2 separate regions of the Homo sapiens genome follow, and region 1 is linked to region 2. A link is an interaction called in ENCODE POLR2A ChIA-PET data of the cell type or tissue named here. Cell type or tissue: K562. All regions are shown on one strand. Links, peaks and the distances in the headings refer to the core of each region. The heading gives the core; the rest is flanking DNA.

The links. Peaks named below come from ENCODE experiments on the same cell type or tissue, not always from the same donor. Only the 100,000 strongest peaks of a DNase experiment are listed, where the experiment ranks them.
Region 1: POLR2A ChIA-PET joins it to region 2 with 5 read pairs; 1 of 35 experiments calls an interaction of 5 or more read pairs at or near these places.

The regions. Positions count from the first base shown.
Region 1 is chr6:37,311,879-37,317,423 of GRCh38, reverse strand. TBC1D22B (TBC1 domain family member 22B) reads right to left here. Exons shown (of 13, transcript NM_017772.4): 9 at 4,400-4,506; 10 at 3,533-3,608; 11 at 594-721; 12 at 218-313. Among named protein-coding and RNA genes, the nearest start is that of RNF8, 39 kb to the left of the region's middle. RefSeq lists an enhancer at 2,297-2,591. In K562, for the core only: a CTCF peak has its summit at 2,357 (motif pointing right); a DNase peak (open chromatin) is centred at 2,413.
Region 2 is chr6:37,035,395-37,041,616 of GRCh38, reverse strand. No RefSeq gene overlaps it. Among named protein-coding and RNA genes, the nearest start is that of FGD2, 33 kb to the right of the region's middle. In K562, for the core only: no CTCF peak of the experiment used is centred there; DNase peaks (open chromatin) are centred at 2,048 and 2,756.

The sequences.
Region 1 (5,545 bases), core at 1-5,000, 280 kb before region 2:
GCCATTCTGGCACAAACACCCTTCTCACACTGAAGAACCCCTGGGCTCCAGTGACTTCCTGCCAACTAAGAGGGACGACCCCTTCAGAGCACCCCTTCTCCCTTCCTACTCCCAGCCAGGTACCTGCTATGGCACCTTCTGTCTGCACTGCCCACTGAGGGGCTAACTCCCATTCTAATGTTCATTCCCTGCCCACACTAAGCTCTTGGCCACTCACCTGAAAATCCTCCTCATCCAAGATCTCTTTCCTCCACTTGATCAAGAAGGCTGCACACACGTAGAGATGAAAGTGGGAGAACCCTTCTGGTTCAGACTGGGAAGCAGAAAAATAGAGTTAGGTCTCCCAGCCCTGACAAAGATTCAGCTCTGGTCCTCTCAGTTCCATTCCTTCTGGGAGGTGGGAAACTCTTTCACGGTTGGGGAGATGGAGTTCTGAAGAGACTTAGCAAAGGCCCTGCCCTGAGGCTAAAGCAGACATGGAAGTAGAAAAGAGGAGAAGGGGAAGCTTCTAAGCAGCTACATTCCACAACATGGCAGAGAGCTGGACACCTCAGAGACAGCCTGGCACAGAGAGGCCGGGGAATCCCTCCTACCTGATATGTGTCCCACAGGCGGATGGTGCAGCGAAGAGGAAGCTCCCGCATAAGCAGGTTGTTCATCCAGCGGAAGGCAAACTGCAGGTATTCTACCTCGTACCTCCTGAAGTGATTATGTACCTGCTCTGAAACAGGAAGCATCATTGGGGATCAACCTAGGGGACTGGACCCTGAAAGGGCCACAGGAGCCAAAATAGCAGCTCCCACTTCTTACTGCCCCCTCCCATGGGTAAGCAGACACAGAGGAGGCAGACAGCCATCTGACTGTCCTTTATGTTTGATTCCATCATCTCACAGCAACACTGCATGGTTAACTCAGCCCAGCAGACAGAACTATTTTAACATCCCCCAGTGATGTTCTAGGAGCCCCGCTTCCTTTGTGGGGCCGCTCTGGCCACAAAGCAGAGGATAATGAGGTTCACTTGGCTGCTCAACCTTAGTACTCATCAGAGAAGAAGCCAGAACTGAAAAGAACCATGGAGGTCACCTTGGCCACCCTCCTACTGGCGAGGAACTCCTCTTCAGCATCCCCGCCAGATGGCTAGCCAGCAGGGATGTGAACACTGCCAGCGAAAGGGGCTCACAAACTCCACTCAAGGGAAGCCTCTTCCACTGATGTATGAAGTGATTCACCAGAAAGCGCTTCACCATATTCAACAAAACCAGCTGCCTCCTCACTCCCACCCTTTGGTGTTCGTGTGATATTCTCAGGCAAGCCCAAACAAACCTGATTGCTGTTCCACAGGACAGCTCTCCAAATAATGCTTAGTGGGATTGTTTTCTAAATTACTGTCCTCAGTTTCCTACCCTATAAAATGGGAATAATCATTCACACCTCAGAGGGTTTCAGGGAAGATAAATGAGAACACACAAGTAAAGTGCTTACAATGGCACCTGGAATGTGGTAAATATTTCAAACAATTCTTGAAAGAAGAACTATTAACAATGGTTATGGCCAGGTGCTGTGGCTCACACCTGTAATCCCAGCACTTAGGGAGGCCGAGGTGGGCGGAGTGTTGAGCCCAGGAGCTCAAGACCAGGCTAGGCAACATGACAAAAGCCTGTCTTTACTGAAAATACAAAAATTGGCCAGGCGTCATGGTGCGCACCTATAATTCCAGCAACTCAGGAGGCTGAGGTGGGAAGATCCTTTGAGCCAGGAGGTCAAGGCTGTAGTGAGCCAAGATCGCACCAGTGCACTCTAGCCTGGGCGACAGAGCAAGACTCCATCTCAAAAAACAAGTTATTTCTGGGGAGAAGAATTTAAGGAGAGGAAGGATTCCTACCTTATCACCCTGGCTGGAATACAGTGGTGCGATCTTGGCTCACTGTAGCCTTGACCTCCTGGGCTCGAGTGATCCTTCCATCTCAACCTCCTGAGTAGCTGGGACTACAGTCGTGTGCCACCATGCCCAGCTACTTCTTAAATTTTTTGTAGAGATGGGGTCTCACCATGTTGCCCAGGCTGGTCTTGAACTCCTGGGCTCAAGTGATCCTCCTGCCTCGGCTGGGATTACAGGTGTGAGTCACCGTCCCCAGCCTGTTTAAATTTTTTTAATGAGGAAGTATTACTTCTACAATGCAAAGAAACATCCAAGATATATATACTTAAAAATCCACTATTCCAAAGTATTATGCCTTTATGTATCACGTATTTGTAAGGGCGGAAAAAATAAGGATAGGGCAGACAGTGGCAGAAACCACAGCATCTGCCTGTTGAAACTTGATTGATGACCAGCCTCTGGCAGCCAGCTTATCCCCCAGAAGAGGGCAGCATACACTCTGTGCTAGGCTCCGGTTGAGGGATGTCAAGAGACCTGCACAAGGGGCCCAAACGTGAGGGCTAACAGCTGGGCCAGGGTGATAAGACACAGCGGAAAAAAAATTCCACATGTGACATACGGGAAGTAACTGTGAATAAACAAATGGGTTCAGAAGATTGAAATGCTAAGTCATAAAATAGAGTGAGTGGAACAACTCAATGAAGGTTTTCATGAAAAGAGAACCTGGGAAAGAAGAGAGAAAGATATACAATGTTGGGGGTGGGGGTGGGCAGCAGGTAAGGGAGAAAGGCTTTGCTTGGGTGAAGCAGAAAATCCAATGAGTAGGAAAGCCTGGGAATAACATTTGTTAGCTGGTGTCAGGACAGGCAGAGTCCTATGGGAGCTACTACAACTTCACTAGTGTTAGAGATCCCACCGACTTCTCTCCCCATGCCTCACTTAAACATCAGTCAACAGCAGAGCTTCCTGAGTTGTCCTTTCGTTCTAACATTCTATGACTCTAGGCCAAAGCTGAGGAATTCCTGTAAGGCTGTTCCTCAAAGACATGTGCCTTAGGAAGAGCCACATCTCAATTTCCCCACCCCACACAAGTCCTGGGAAGCTGTATAAAGTCCTGCTGGGGTATCAGCCAGGCCTGAGGACCCCATATCAAGCCCAGGAGTTATGAGTTACATCATAACGTGAAGGACAAGGCCGGACGACAGGCTGGATGCTGAAGGCAATGGAGAGCTATGGGAGGCTTCAGAGCAGAAGAGGGACGTGGCCAGAACAGAGCTGCAGAAAGATGCAATTGCGTGACAGATAGTTTGGAAGAGAAGAGTATGGAGAAGGCAAGCCCTCTGAGGAGGAAGCTGGACCAGAGCTGTGGCTGGGGAAGTGGGGAACGGGCGTACTGAAGAGAGCTGCTGAAGGAGAACCGATAGAGCCTGGTGATAGGAAACCAAGGGGAAAGAAGAACTTGATATAACAGCACAGTTCTCACTTCACCTTCCTGCTGAGATGTGGAAGGATCCCGGTGCTGCCAGCAGCACTCAGTGCGCTGGAAAGGGTCATGGCTAGGAAGACAGCTGAGGAGAGGACCCACAAGCACAACCGCCTCATAACAGAATCAACTCTGCTATTGCTAGAGAACTCTTCTCCCTCTGAACCTACCATCAATCCGGCTGACAAGCTCTTCCAGTGCCTTCACCTTCTTCTGGATTCCTGGTTGTGCAAAGGTGTAGTTATCCTGCAAATGACACAGAGCCCAGGATGAACATGGACTCTAACTTGTGTTATCACCTGACATTCACTGAAACACGTTTAGAAGTTCAGGCCATTTTCCAAAGCTAGTACCAATGGCCAGTGACAGTGTTCTGGGAAACAAAGAAATCTACAGAACAACAGTGTTGGGGGAAAGCCCAATGGAGCCCTGCAGTGTGGAAGCAAACCCATGTGCTTGGGGTACAGAGCAGAAAGGAGCAGTCTACTCCAAAGACGAAGTCAAGGCAACATGGAGATTTCTGCAGACTCCAAGGGACACTACACCATCACTGTTTTGTTTTTTTTTTTTTTGAGATAGGGTCTCACTCTATCGCCCAGGCTGGAGTGCAGTGGTGTGATCATGGCTCACTACAGCTTTGACCTCCTAGGCTCAAGTGATCCTCCCACCTTAGCCCACTGAGGACCTGGTACTATAGGCACACGCCACCACGCCTGGCTAATTTTAAAATTTTTTGTAGAGAAGGGGTCTCTCTATGTTGCCTAGGCTGGTTTTGAACTCCTGAGCTCAAGCGATCCTCCAGTCTTGGCCTCCCAAAGTGTTGGGATTACAGGCGTGAGCCACCGTGCCCGACCCACCATTGCTGTTTGAAAGCTGTAAAGCCAATGAAGAAGGATAGAGATGGATGAAAAGGAGGAGGAGCCATAGTGGGTGGGTGGGTGGTCCTGCCTGATACAGAAGAGCAAGAAAGAAACCAAAGCCCTGCTGGGAGCCTCTGGACCTAGACGTTTGTTCCCACAAGGGCAGAAGCAGCTCACCTGGATTCCATCCAGCAGCTTGCTCATGCACCAAAAGCTGTCAGCCTCAATGCTTCGCAGCATGTCTTGAGACAAGTTGGTCACGTCAAAGTTCTCCACATCCTCTTCTGTAAAACAAAAGGTGAAGAAAGTCCAGAGGTCTTATCTAAAAATGGAGAGAGAAAGATAGATTCGAGTGTCTTCAATGGGGTCTTTAAGGCCAAGTGAGGACCAGGCTAACCTGATGTTAAGAAACAAGGGCCTGCCCCTCTACTGTCTGTGTCAGGTGGGCAAATATGTCCCTTCAAGAACATATTTGTTCTTGAAGATCTCACTACAACACTGGACAGGCCATTTCTCATGCTAGTCCCATCAGGTCCAACATATCTTTCTCTTCCTTGGCATTTGTTCGTTCAGTTTTAGAAAATGATACTTCAGGTCTCATGTTCAATGAATTATACTCAGATCCCTGAAGATGGCCTGGAAAATTTCTTTGATTTCAGCTCAGTGAGCTGTCTAGCACACTCACACTCATATATAGGGAGAACAGCTAGGATCAGAAAGCCCCCACAGTTTATTTTAAAGATGGAATTCCCAAGTTCTGATAAGGCAGACCCACAGTCTTGCCACTCAAAAGAGAAGGTATGCATGTAAAGGAAGATGAGTCAAGCCTGTGAGTGCTTCTAGGACTTAATTCCAACAAGATGGTATTTCTCAAGATGGGTTCTGCAAAACATCAATCCTACAGAACACTCAAAAAAAAGGGGGGGTTCCACAGACAAATATGGTTGAGAAATGTTGCATTAGATATCCCCATCTTGGAGATTAGCAAAGATCACAGCACACAAAAGGGTTTGAGAAGTTAACAGAAATTCTGCATTAAGTAAATCTGCTTAACTTTGTTTATCCAGCATTTCCCAAGTTTATCTAGCCACGAGACCTCTTTGGAAAGGACTATCTGTTAGCTTCTCATGGAAACCTCCCACTGAGTAACAGGAGTGAGAATCTGTCTCGTCTGAGATGCAAGTGAGGAAAACATAAGCAGCCTTCCAGAAACCTGAAGAAGGAAAAGGCTATGTGATGTGTCCTTCCTAGCCCATGTTTAACTCCCACTTCCTGTCACAGAGAGGTGAAGTAGTAAGAAGTGCTGTGTTTGCCCAACAAGAA
Region 2 (6,222 bases), core at 494-5,493:
TCTTTTTTTTTCTTTTTTTAAGACAGAGTTTCACTCTTGTTGCCCAGGCTGGAGTGCAGTGGCACGATCTCAGCTCACTGCAACCTCCACTTCCTGGGTTCAAGTGATTCTCCTGCCTCAGCCTCCTGAGTAGCTGGGATTACAGGCGCCCACAACCACGCCCAGCTAATTTTTGTATTTTTAGTAAAGACAGGGTTTCACCATGTTGGCCAGTCTGGTCACAAACTCCTGACCTCAGGCAATCCTCCCGCCTTAGCCTCCCAAATTGCTGGGATTACAGGCGTGAGCCACCATACGCGGCCTGTCTCTTCTTTTACTTATGATACCAGTCATGTTGGATTAAGGCCCTTATGACCTCCTTTAATCTTAATTACCTCTTTAAAGGTCCTATCTCCAAATATAATCACACTGGGGACTAGGGCTTCATCATATAAGTTTTGGGGGGACACAGTTCAGTCTATAACAGCACCTTTACTGATTTGCTGAGTAATCTTGGGACAGCCACATATCTCTCTGAGCCTCAGTTTTCTTATCTGTTTAATGGAGAGATACCACATTTCCTTTTCCTCTTTCTCAATGGGTTGTCATGACAAATTAGATAGAACCTGTGGAGCTGAGCGTGGTGGCTCATGCCTGTAATCCTAGCACTTTTCAAGGCCGAGGCAGGCGGATTGCTTGAGCCCAGGAATTTGAGAACAGCCTGGGCAACATGGTGCAATCCCATCTCTACAAAAAATTTAAAAAATTAGCCAGTCATGGCCGGGCGTGGTGGCTCACGCCTGTAATCCCAGCACTTTGGGAGGCCGAGGCAAGTGGATCACTAGATAAGGAGATCGAGACCATCCTGGCTAACACAGTGAAACCCCGTCTCTACTAAAAAAATACAAACAAAAAAAAAATTAGCCAGGCGCAGTGGCGGGCGCCTGTAGTCCCAGCTACTCGGGAGGTTGAGGCAGGAGAAAGACGTGAACCCGGGAGGCGGAGCTTTCAGTGAGCCGAGATTGTGCCACTGCACTCCAGCCTGGGCGAAAGAGAGAGACTCCATCTCAAAACAAACAAACAAACAAAAATTACCCACGCATGGTGGCATGTTTCTGTGGTCCCAGCTACTCAGGAGACTGAGGTGGAAGGATTACTTGATCCCAGAGGGTTAAGGCTTCAGTGAGCCACGATCATGCCAGTATACTCCAGCCTGGGCTGCAGAGCAAGACCCTGCCTCAGAAAAATAAAAGGAACATGTGAAAGGGTTCTGGAGAATATAATTATTAACACATAAAATGCTTACAATTTGGGTCTCAATTCTGAGTTTGCACAACATGAGATACCCTTTGTTGACCTGAGTGGTACGCTGATAGTGTAGATGGATGTATCAGTTATGTAATGCTGTGTAACAAACCATCCCTAAACTTAGTGACTTAGAACAGCTGTTTATTATTCTTGCAATTCTGTGGGTTGGCTAGATGGTTCCTCTGCTGTTTTCATTCACACAGCAACAGTCTGCTAATGGCTTCGCTGGGTTAGGTGGTCTAGACTGGCTGGGGTGCCTGGGCCTCTCTCTTCCTGTGGTCTTTCAGGCCAGGTTCCTCACGTAATTATGAAAGCACTCCAAAAGCACGAAAGCAGAAGCCCAGCCTCAGAAGCTGCCCAGCATCACTTTTTTTTTTTTTGAGATGGAGTCTCACTCTGTCACCAAGGCTGGAGTGCAATGGCGTGATCATAGCTTACTGCAACCTTGGCCCCCTGGGCTCAAGTGATCCTCCCACCTCAGCCTCCAGAGTAGCTGGGACTACAGGTACATACCACCATGCCTGGCTAAATTTTAAAAAAATTTTTTTGTAGAGACTGGATTTTACCATTGCCCAGGCTGATCTCAAACTCTTGGCCTCAAGCGATCCACCCACCTCTGCCTCCCAAAGTGCTGGGATTTCAGGCATTAGCCACCACGCCCGGCCTGCTCAGCATCACTTCTGCCACATCCTATTGGTCACAGCAAGTCACAAGACCAACTCAGATTCAAGGGATGGTGAAATAGATTCCACCTTGTGGTAGTGGAAGCAACAAAGTTACATTGCAAAAGAGCATGGACACAGGGAACTTGATTCTGTTTGGGGCTATTATTGTTACAATTCTCCATGCGGACCCTTTGCAAAGCCCATATGTATCTGTTCCCATACTGAGTCAGCGTGCCCCACACACTCTCCCAGAGACTAGTGGACTTTGCCCTGCCCTTATTCTTTTTTTTTTTTTTTTTTTTTTTTTTTTTGAGATGGAGTCTCGCTCTGTCACCCAGGCTGTGGTGCAGTGGTGCAGTCTCGGCTCCCTGCAACCTCCGCCTCCTGGGTTCAAGCAATTCTACTGCCTCAGCCTCCTGAGTAGCTAGGACTACAGGCACGTGCCACCACGCCCGGCTAATTTTTGTATTTTTAGTAGAGACGAGGTTTCACCATATTGGCCAGGCTGGTCTCGAACTCCTGTCCTCATGATCTGCCCGCCTTGGCCTCCCAAAGTGCTAGGATTACAGGTGTGAGCCACTGCGCTCGGCCAGACTTTGCCCTTATTCTTGGCGATGATCCAGTGTCTCCCAACTTGCACCTAAGCCCATTCTCAGCCAGTCCAGCTCCAGAGCCCTGCCCACTGGCTGTGGCTCTGGTTTGGGGCTCTGTTTATACCCTCTGGCCTTGCTGATGTACCTGGGGATTTGAATTTGCATCATCCTGCTAGCCTTCCCACTCCTAACTAGCCCCTACTCTGTTTCCTGGAACTCAGCCCAGCCCAACTCTCTCAGCTGCCTTCTGGCAGGGCCAGACCTGCTCTTTCCGAGAAGTTCACACAACACCAGTCGGTTCTCTTGACCAATTTCCCAGGAAAACTGCTTAATACATCTAAAAGGGCAAAATAGTTCTTTCCACTTTGATTCACCTCAACCTAATAAGCTCCAATAATTCAGGCCTTTGAGAAATTCCACAATTTATGCTTCAAATTTCAGTCACATTTTTGTGTGTGTCTTACACATGTTCTTTAGAGCTCATGAGTTACTGCTAATATAAATCCGTGTGGTTATTATTGATAACAGCTATAAAGGAAGAGGTAATACCAAGACGGCAGAATCTCACAGCACGGTTTATTGGGAGGGCTGCCGAGAAGTTAACATGAATCACGTCTTCCTAATTGAATTGCATTTTCTGATGTAGCAGCAGGGCTTACTGCCTAAGGACCTTCAGAGGGCTGTAAAGCCAAGCATCATTGAAGTGTTTGGTAATGAAGGTTTGAATTTTAATAAACCAACTCTTTTGTAAGGGGCACTTTTTGGTAAATATATTAATTTGCTAATTATTGAAATGATTCTAGCATTGTAAGTTGTTAAGCAAAAAGTACACAATTGACTAGTTATGTATCTTTTGTGTAAAAAGGTGAGAAAATTAATATAGTATAATATGATATGATATAATATATAAAGTGTGTGTATCTCCTTTCTTTGGAAGCGTCTGCAAGAAACCAGTAATATTTTCTCATGGGAGAAAAAATGCGTGTCTGAGGCTGGACGCAGTGGCTCACACCTGTAATCTCAACACTTTGGGAGGCTGAGCTGAGCAGATGGGTTGAGCCCAGGAGTTCGAGACTAGCCTGGACAACATGGTGAGACTCTGTATCTACAAAAAATACAAACAATTAGCCAGGTACAGCTGAGTGCGCCTGTAGTCCCAGCTATTCAGGAGGTTGAGGTGGGAGGATCACTTGAGCCGGGGAGGTTAAGGCTGTAGTGAGCCGTGATTGTGTCACTGCACTCCAGCTTGGGTGACAGAGCAAGACCCTGTCTCTCCTCCACCCCTCCAAAAAATGGGTCTCTGGCAGCAGGATGGGAGGGAGATTTTCTAGTTTACCTTTTGTACTTTTTGAATTGTACCATGTGAATGTATTGCCTATCCAAAATTAAATCACTACTGCGGGGTGGGTACTGACTGGGAGGGGGCACAAGGGAGCCCTCCGGGGCCCTGGACGTCTTCTGAGCCTTCATTCTGGATCTTGATGGTTACGTGGGTGAACACACATGAAAAGTCATCAATCCATACACTTAAGTTCTATGCACTTTATTTTAAATTATGCTTCAAAAAAAGTGATGTATTCTAATGACATGATAAAATACAGTCAGCCCTCCATATCTGTGGGTTCCATATCCACAGATTTAACCAACCATGAATCAAAAATATTTTTTAAAATGGGTGTTTGCATCTGTACTGAATACATATAGACTTTAAAAAGAATCATTATTCTTCCAGCCTGAGGAACATGGCAAAACCCCATCTCTACCAAAAATACAAAAAAATTAGCTGAATGTGGTGGCATGTGCCTGTAGTCCCAGCTACTCAGGAGACCGAGGTGGGAGGATTACTTGAGCCTGGGAGATGGAGACTGCAGTGAGCCGAGATTAGGCCACTGCACTTCAACCTGGGTGATGGTGTGAGACCCTGTCTCAAAAAAAAAAATCATTGTTCTCTAAACAATATAGCCTAACAACTATTTACGTATACATATACTTTTTTTTTTTTTTGAGACAGTCTCACTATTGTCACCCAGGCTGGAGTGCAATGGCATGATCTTGGCTCACTGCAACTTCTGCCTCCTGGGTTCAAGTGATTCTCCTACCTCAGCCTCTTGAGTAGCTGTGATTACAGGTAGGTGCCTGCCACCACACCCGGCTATTTTTTTTTTTTTTTTTTTTTGAGATGGAGTCTTGCTCTGTCACCCAGCCTGGAGTGCAATGGCGTGATCTTGGCTCACTGCAACCTCCCCCTCTTGGGTTCAAGCCATTCTCCTGCCTCAGCTTCCCCAGTAGCTGGGATTACAGGAGCGCACCACCACACCGAGCTAATTTTTGTATTTTTAGTAGAGACGGGGTTTCGCCATGTTGGCCAGGCTGGTCTCAAACTCCTGACCTCAGGTGGTCCGCCCACCTCGGCCTCCCAAAATGCTAGGATTACAGGTGTAAGCCACCATGCCCAGCCTATTTACATATTTTTTACAGTATATTAGACATTATAAATAATCTAGAGATGATTTAAAGCAGCAATCTCCAAACTTTTTGACACCAGGGACTGGTTTTGTGGAAGACAATTTTTCCATTGACCGGGGCATAAAACTGTTCCACCTCAGATCATCAGGCGTTATAGTCTCATAAAGAGCGCGCAGCCTAGACCCCTCGAATGCTCAGTTTGCAATACGGTTTGCGCGCCTCTGAGAATCTAATGCCGCTGCTGATCTGACAGGAGGGGGAGCTCATACGGTCATGCTAGCTTGCCAGATGCCTGCCTCCTGCTGTGTGGCTCTGTTCCTGACAGGTATAGGCTGGTACTGGTCCACGGTCTGGGGTTTGGGGACCCCCCCCCGATTTAAAGTATGTGGAAGGATGGGCATAGGTTACATGCAAATATGGTACCATTTTATATCAGGGACTTGAGCATCTGAAGATTTTGGTATCTGCGGTGGAGGGGGGACGGTTCCCAGAACCAATCTCCCATGGATAGCAAGGGATTATTGTATATTAAAAATAATTTTATGTATTTATGTGTTTATTTATTTTACTTTAAGTTCCGGGATACATATGCAGAGTGTGCAGGTTTGTTACATAGGTATGCATGTGCCATGGTGGTTTGCTGCACTTATCAACCCGTCATCTAGGTTTTAAGCCCTGTATGCATTAGCTATTTGTCCTAATGCTCTCCCTCCCCTTACCCCCACCCCCCAAAATAATTTTAAAAATAAAGTCAGACCAGGATATATTGCCTTGCTCCACAAAAATAAATATGTTTCTAAAAAGTTTACTCAAGCCTGTTTCTAGAAAGTGAAGCATAACTTCCAACTGGCTTTCATTAAAACGTCTAAGATGTATTCATGTACTGACTCCATTCAAGGAGTGGCAGTACTGGTGTTGGTCTGAGCACTAGGAGCCTGCTGGGGTGAACCCACCCACTCTCTGAGTCTGGGCTTGATGATGGAAAGAGAAAAGGAGAGGTGAATTGAGTCTCCTTGAAAGACATGAGAAATTAGAGCCGGGCACGGTGGCTCACGCTTGTAATCCCAGCACTTTGGGAGGCCAAGGCGGGAGGATCACCTGAGGTCAGGAGTTCGAGACCAGCCTGGCCAACATGGTGAGACCCCCGTCTCTACAAAAATAAAAAAATTAGCTGGGCGTGGTGGCATGCGCCTGTAATTCCAGCTACTTGG